Linked DNA regions of Homo sapiens: region 2 is linked to region 1. Evidence: read pairs that join two places in POLR2A ChIA-PET (ENCODE). Cell type or tissue: K562. All regions are shown on one strand.

The links. ChIA-PET counts read pairs that join two places held together with the same protein. Peaks named below come from ENCODE experiments on the same cell type or tissue, not always from the same donor. Only the 100,000 strongest peaks of a DNase experiment are listed, where the experiment ranks them.
Region 2: POLR2A ChIA-PET joins it to region 1 with 6 read pairs; 5 of 35 experiments call an interaction of 5 or more read pairs at or near these places.

Annotation. Positions count from the first base shown.
Region 1 is chr15:84,676,579-84,680,578 of GRCh38, reverse strand. All of the region lies in intron 4 of SEC11A (SEC11 homolog A, signal peptidase complex subunit), which reads left to right. Among named protein-coding and RNA genes, the nearest start is that of NMB, 20 kb to the right of the region's middle. In K562, no CTCF peak of the experiment used is centred here; no DNase peak of the experiment used is centred here.
Region 2 is chr15:84,601,157-84,605,156 of GRCh38, reverse strand. It overlaps ZSCAN2 (zinc finger and SCAN domain containing 2), which reads right to left. Exons shown (of 3, transcript NM_181877.4): 2 at 824-1,337. The coding sequence starts at 1,229. LOC105370947 (a long non-coding RNA gene) reads left to right here. Exons shown (of 4, transcript NR_186225.1): 3 at 1,172-1,297. Among named protein-coding and RNA genes, the nearest start is that of ZSCAN2, 2.1 kb to the right of the region's middle. RefSeq lists an enhancer at 1,105-1,733 and a silencer at 3,781-3,930. In K562, no CTCF peak of the experiment used is centred here; no DNase peak of the experiment used is centred here; H3K4me3 peaks cover 716 bases.

The DNA.
Region 1 (4,000 bases):
AAAATTTTGCTTCTTAAAAAGTGTCTAAAATTTCAGGTATACTACTCCAAAGGTGAGGAACTGGGTGGGGTGCAATAAAAGAATAGAATACTAGTGATGAGATGGTGAATTGGATGTGACAATTTTAAAAAATGTGTTCACTTATTTGGTTCACTCAAGAAATAGTGGGCACCTTCCATGTGCTCTTACGTCCACACTATGCTAGCCTCTGGGGGTCTAGAGCACTATTAATCCTGCCTCATGAAAGTTACATTTCTTTTTTTTTTTTTCTTTTTTTTGAGATGGAGTCTTGCTCTGTCACCCAGGCTGGAGTGCAATAGCGCGATCTCAGCTCACTGCAGCCTCCGCCTCCTGAGTTCAAGCGATTCTCCTGCCTCAGCCTCCCGAGTAGCTGGGATTACAGGCGCCCGCCACCATGCCCGGCTAATTTTTTTTTTTTTTAGTAGAGATGGCGTTATATTTATATTTCTTAAGAAGTACTAAGTCAATAACTCAAAAGTGTTCATCCAAATTAGTTTTATCATGTTAATTTAATCCATAATATTTCTAGTCTTGAAATTGATGAGGTTGAATGAAATTAAAAAGTTATATTAAGCCTGTTTGTTTCAGATTTTATCAGGAGAACAGTTCAGTGGAGGACAGGAATTGTAAGTTGTTGGTATTAAGGAAGTATGGCATTGTTGCTCCCTTAATGTAATTAATAGTATTAACAATAACTCACGTTTATTAGGGCTTATTGTGTACCAGAGACTCATTCTAAGTGCTTTACAAGTATTACCACATTTTAACCTCAGAACAACCCTAATATTCCCATTCTACAGATGAGGAAACATAAATGAGTTAGGTTATGTATCTAAGATTATACTGATGGTCGTAAGTGGCTGGCTGCATAGTCCACCTTACCATCATACAAAAATTACTAGCGTAACATTTCTGAAATGGATAGTTGCTAATTCTCACTAGTTAGATGCCACATGGCACTTTTGCCACTGTCAGAACCTCTGCTCCTTTTGACCTAGAACAGACTGTATGGATACAGAGTTATTACACCAGTAAGCAGGTCTGAGATACGCAGTTCCCATAGAGAAGGAAGTATGAGTTGCTAAGTGAAAGCTTCCTCAGTTACAGCACGAGAGATGCTCAGTTTGGGGCCAAAGAGATCAGATCAGAACAGGTATCATTGTGCTTTGCCTGCTGCAGAGCTGTGGTTGTTATTGTTGTTTTAATATGTCCCCGCTTTAAGGAACTTTTCCTTTGATGGAGCTAAAAATACTTTTATAATCCAAATTAGGTCATCAGTGCTTCTGAGAAATACTAGTCCCCATCTTCCTCAGTTCCCAAGATGCTGCTAATGTGATTATTTAAACTCTCCAATCTCTTTGAGTCTTTGTTTTTCCTCAAATTATAAATGTACAGATTCATGTAGAAACATAAGAAAATATCAATAATCAAAAAGCAAAGTCACTTCTTGTCTCCTTTTTCTTGATCTCCATAAATATTTACTATTAACTTTTTGGTTTATATTAGCCTTTGTGTGTAGAGATAAAAATATTAATGAGTACTTTTTTTTGCCTTTTTTTTTTTTGGAGACAGTCTTGCTCTGTCACCCAGGCTAGAGTGTGGGTGGCATGATCTCAGCTCACTGCAACCTCTGCCTCCTGGGCTTAAAAGATTCTTGTGCCTCAGCCTCCCGAGTAGCTGGGATTACAGGTGTGTGTCACCACACCCAGCTAATTTTTTGTATTTTTAGTAGAGATGGGGTCTCGATATGTTGCCCAGGCTGGTCTCAAACTCCCAGCTTCAAATGATCCACCTGTCTTGGCCTCTCAAAGTGCTGAGATTACAGGCATGAGCCACGGCACCCAGCCCTAGTATGTACATATTTATACAAACATAAAACGCATTTTGTGTGTGAAAGGAGAATGGTCACACTATCTTATAACCCCTTTTTTACCCAAAAAATTACTAGCGTATTTACAAATCAATATATTTATCATCATATCATCATTTTCAAAGCTGTATGCTATTCCACTGTATGGAAAGACCATATACTCTATCCTATGGATAGAACATATAGATTTTATTCAGTCAGTCTCCTGTTGTTAGGTATTCTGATTGTTTCCAGCTTTTTTATTGCGAACAATGTTATGATAAATATCCTTATTATGTATATCTCAGCATTTCTGCCCAATCATTCTTCAGAGTAAATTCCTAGAAGTGGAATTACTGGGTGAAGCATACTCATATGTTAAGGCTTTTGACAAATTTTGCCAAGCCTGTTTCATTTATACTCCTGCTAGTACAACTGAGTGTTCCTTTATCTGGGCCTTCTTTTTTTTTTCTTTTCTTTTTTTTGAGGCAGAGTCTTGCTCTTTTGCCCAGGCTGGAGAGTCTTGCTCTGTTGCCCAGGCTGGAGTGCAGTGGAGCAATCTCAGCTTATTGCAACCTCTGCCTCTCAGGTTCAAATGATTCTCATGTCTCAGCCACCCAAGTAGTTGGGATTACAGGTGTGTGCCACAATTCCTGGCTAATTTTTTATATTTTTAGTAGAGATGGGTTTTCGCCATGTTGGCCAGGCTGGTCTGGAACCCCTGGCTTCAAGTGACCTGCCTACCATGGTCTCCTAAAGTGCTGGGACCACAGGCATGAGCCACCACATCTGGCCTGGGTCTTGATTCTTAAGTGTTTATTACAGCTCTGTCTGCTCACTCTGGCCCATTGGTTGGGTAAAAGATGCATCATCCTACGAAAGGTTAGGGGAGCTTTCACTCAACTTGTCTTCTGGACAATTTTTGAAAAAATTCTGGGCTGGGTGCGGTGGCTAACGCCTGCAATCCCAGCACTTTGGGCGGCTGAGGCGGGCGGATCACAAGGTCAGGAGATCGAGACCATCCTGGCTAACACAGTGAAACTCCGTCTCTACTAAAAATACAAAAAAATTAGCTGGGCGTGGTGGCGGGTGCCTGTAGTCCCAGTGACTCTGGAGGCTGAGGCAGGAGAATGGCATGAACCCGGGAGGTGGAGCTTGCAGTGAGCCGAGATCACGCCACTGCACTCCAGCCTGAGTGACAGAGCGGCACTCTGTCTAAAAAAAAAAAAAAAAGAAAAAGAAAAGAAAAAATTCCACACTATTTAATGCTATTTTTAAAATCCCAACATAGAAACTATAGACCATTTTGAGCTGTTACTTAAAAAAATGTAATAGTCTAGTACTCTCTGCATTAAGGAAGTTTCTGTAGAAAAAAAAAACCTAAGACATGAACAGCAGAAGCACAGAATCTTAACTATATAAATTTACTTTCCATTGATTGTACCTCTACTGAGCTTGACACGTAATGGAACATAACACTTTCTTTTGTGGAAATTGTGTTTATAAAACACTAAACTGGTATTTCAAAGTCAGGATGTACACAAATCTTAAGAATAGAGCTTTTCCACAGGCAAGTCTGTTACTGTAGTACATACGTCTTCATGCTTTTTTTTTTCTTGAGACAGAGTCTCACTCTATCACCCAGGCTGGAGTGCAGTGGCAGAATCATGGCTCACTGCAACCTCCACCTCCCAGGCCCAAGCAATCCTCCCACCTCAGCCTTCTCAGTAGCTAGGATCACAGGTGCATGCTATCACACCTGGCTAATTTTTTTAATTTTTGTAGAGATTGGCTCTCCTTGTGTTGCCCAGGCTGGTCTTGAACTCCTGGGCTCAAGCAGTCCTCCACCTTGGCCTCCCAAAGTCCTGGGGTTACAGGTGTGAGCCACTGTGCCTGGCTTCCTTTATGCTTTTTTTTTTTTTGAGATGGAGTTTTGCTCTTGTTGCCCAAGCTGGAGTGCAATGGTGCTATCTTAGCTCACTGCAACCTCTGCCTCCCAGGTTCAAGGGATTCTCCTGCCTCAGCTTCCTGAGTAGCTGGGATTACAGCTTCCTGAGTAGCTGGGATTAGCCATGCCCAGCTAATTTTTTGTATTTTCAGTAGAAACAGGGTTTCACCATGTTAGCCAGG
Region 2 (4,000 bases), 75 kb after region 1:
AGAGCTCAAGTTTGAAATTACGATTTTAAGAGCCCAGGATTACTTTATACCACAGAAAGTCCCTAGTTATTAGCTGGTTTACTTGTCATTTCTCTTGGTTTCATAAAAATAACCACTTTGGGGCCAGGCGTGGTGACTCACGCCTGTAATCCCAGCACTTTCGGGGGCTGAGGTGGGCGGATCACGAGGTTAGGAGCTTGAGACCAGTCTGGCGAACATGGTGAAGCCCCATCTCTACGAAAAATAAAAAAATTAGCCGGGCGTGGTGGCGCACGCCTGTAATTCCAGCTACTCAAAAGGCTGAGGCAGGAGAACTGCTTGAACCCAGAAGACGGAGGTTGCAGTGAGCCAAGATTGTGCCACTGCACCCCAGCCTGGGTGACAGAGCGAGACTCCGTTTCAAAAAAAAAAAAAAAAAGAAAAAAGAAAAAAAAGTCATGTTGAAAATATCAGATTGTTTTCTCTAATTGCAAGAACCATTTGGATGTTTCTTGCACAACCACGTGAAGGTGCCAGGGGTCTCCATCTCCTCCCGTTTAACTTCCATCACCTTCCCAACCACTCCAAATAAACACAGAAGTAAAAACTGTGCTTACAATTCAAATGTAGCTCTAAGGCCCTCCTAGCACTTCTGGAGCTGACTTTGCACACAGTGAGGACACTAAAAGGCTGATGAACACGCTGACTGCCTGCAGACAGAGCAGAGGGATGGCGCTAGCCCCCCACTCTGCCTTGGACACCACCTTCTCCTCCTCCGAAACACCACACTCCTCTACCTTGGAAGGGTGCTCCCGCCCTCTCCCTATGAGGTTCTGCGTCTCACCACTGTCCTGAAGGGTCTGGGTCAAGTCTTCCACCAGGGCCGCTGCCTCCTCACTGCTTTCAGGCCGATGCTCTTGCAGCCAAGCCTGAATTTCCTTTGGCAGCATGGTTAACATCTGCTCCTTGGTGTGTACCTCTGGTCTCAGCCAGCGCCGGCAGAGCTCTCGGAGGCGGCCGAGTGCACCCTGTGGTCCCCTGGTCACCTCCTCCTGGGGGCCGCCCTTGCCAGCACTCTGGGGAAAGGGCTCAGACTCAGGGCCATCCTCCTGCAGCACAGCTTCTTGCACCCAGGAGTCATCCTCCAGGATCATGGTGGTGACCTCCTCCTCCTGTCTATCTTCCTCTTGAGGCACCTGGACCAAGGAGCTCAGCGGAGTGGTCACTCTCGGGATGTCTGCAGCCATCATCCACAGTCCTGGGGCAATCACTTAGGCTTCAAGCCTTGGACCTCAGTCTTCTCCAGCCAGGCTCTCAGGTAAGACACTTCCCTCCTCAAATATCAACAAGTAGTCCCGCTGAGAAACAAAAAAGAGAACCATAATCCATAGGTAGACTGTCCTAAAGCAATCTAACTCACAAAAGCCCAGGTCAGACCACCAAGTGGCCCTTACATATGCAAACCAACAGACGTTTCCTGTTCTTCTTAAAGAAAAAATGGCTTATTCCTGAAAACATCTCTCTGTGGTAAAAGAAGGCTGGGTGCAGTGTCTCATGCCTGTAATCCCAGCACTTTGGGAGGCCGAGGTGGGCGGATCACCTGAGGTATGGTGAAACCCCATTTCTATTAAAAATACAAAAATTAGCCGGGCGTGGTGGCGGGGGCCTGTAGTTCCTGCTACTTGGGAGGCTGAGGCAGGAGAATCTCTTGAACCCAGGAGGCGGAGGTTGCAGTGAGCACAGATCTCGCCACTGCACTCCAGCCCAGGCAACAGAGTGAGACTCCGTCTCAAAAAAAAAAAAAAAAAAGTATCCCAAGCACAAAAAATACAGCATTGTTCCTTCCAAAACACCAAAGAATGAGTATCAGAAATGCAAAGTCCCCGGGAAAAACCCATGACTGAAATACTGAGGACTCTCCTAAGTCAGTTTCGACTTGCACTGTGTGACCTTGACCTAACATACAACTTAGTCACCAAACTCGGTGACCACCTAATAAAGATAATAACACTCATGTTTCTGTTTTTATGGGGGCATCTTAAGGATCAGCAATGGATCAGATGTCAAAGCACTCTGAGCTTCTTTGGAAGAAAGGCAATATCTCAACTGCATTATTACCATACTTTAAGTATGAAGTTTAAAACATGCATATACTCTCCAATCCAGCCTCGGCCCCTCAGTACTTTATCTTAAAAAAATAACCAAAAAATCGAGTCCTTAAAAATCCAGCAGCAGGGAATGGCTAATAAACTATGACACACCCATATAGCAGCATGTATTAGAAACTGTGCTATAGGCTTGGCGTGGTTGCCTGTAATCCCAGCACTTTGGGAGGCCTCGGCAGGCGGATCACTTGAGGTCAGGAGTTCGAGACCAGCCTGGCCAATATAGTGAAACCCCGTCTCTACCAAAAATACAAAAATTAGCCAGGCATGGTGACGGGCGCCTGTAATCCCAGCTACTCAGGAGGCTGAGGCAGGAGAATTGCCCGAACCTGGGAGGAGGAGGTTGCAGTGAGCCGAGATCGTGCCACTGCACTCCAGTCTGGGCGAAAGAGCCAGACTCTGTCTCAAAAAAAAAAAAAAAAAAAGAAAAGAAAAGGAAAAAAAAGAAAAGAAACTGTGCTATAATAATGGCTACCTTTAGGTGGTAATGACAGGAAAGGGGCTCAAAGGAGCCTTCTGGGATGATGGAAATTTTCAATATCTTCATTTGGCAATGGCGGCACAAGAGCAAACATATGAAATTTAAGATCTGCACATTACGCTGTATGTTTTTAATATTTTAAAAATTATATTGACAAAGATTAATCATTAATGATTTAAGATAATCCTTCTGATAGGAAAATAATGGATAAACACAAAATCAGCAGGGCAGAAAAACCATAGACACAGTAAGTCCTCAATTCCCTTTAAAAATGAACTCACAGCCGGGCGCGGTGGCTCAGACCTGTAATCCTAGCACTTTGGCAGGTTGAGGCGGGCGGATCACCTGAGGTCGGAAGATCGAGACCAGCCTGACCAACACGGAGAAACCTCGTCTCTACTAAAAACAAAATTAGCCAGGCGTGGTGGCGCATGCCCGTAATCCCAGCTACTCCGGAGGCTGAGGCAGGAGAATCGCTTGAACCCGGGAGGCAGAGGATGCGGTGAGCGGAGATCAGGCCATTGCACTCCAGCCTGGGCAACAAAAGCAAAACTCCGTCTCAAAAAAAAAAAAAAAAAAAAATGAACTCACAGGAAAAAAGAACGGGACGGCACCTACAAAATATTGAAAGCAGTGGAATTGCAAACGACTTAAAATATTATAAAAGCAATACAAAATTATTTTTAGCCCAAGCGCTGTAGCTCACGCCTGTAATTCCAGCACTTTGGGAGGCCGAGGAGGGAAGATGGCTTGAGGCCGGGAGTTCATGACCAACCTGGGCAACAGAGTGAGACCCAGTCTCTACAAAAATAAAAAAATTTTTTAAAAAATCATTACTACATCATAAAGACTCAACTAACAACCCTCCCTCAATGAAAAGGGGAGAAAAGCTGACAAAAGCTTAAAAAAAAAAGGACAAAAAATAAAAGCTAGTGGGAAAACCGAAGCTCTCAACGTGTATTTACTCAAATGACTAGAAGAAATACTGGCATATGGTGTAAGAGAACTCTTCCTACTTGGGAGCCTGGGAAAAGTGTGCCAGGTCAGCTAATTTGCGGTCTGACTTGGGGCACGACACGCCCCCTCTGAACCTCAGTTTCCCCATCTGTAAAACGTGTACGCTGCGCGGGATGTCGTCGAATGCCCCTTCCCGTCCAAAGCCTGCGCTTCTCGGTAGGAGAGGCAAGGAGCTCTCCGCCAGGGAGACGCGTCCGGGACGGTTCGCTGAGCGGAGCCGGCGCGTAAATCGGGGCTGCAGGGCCCGCAGGATACGGAGCGCGACCCCGACGCCCCTCCCCCAGCAGAGCTGCCGGCAGCTGGCTCCAGGCCCACTATTCCCTCACCTCGGGCTACTGCCCGGGGTCCGCGTGGCTCC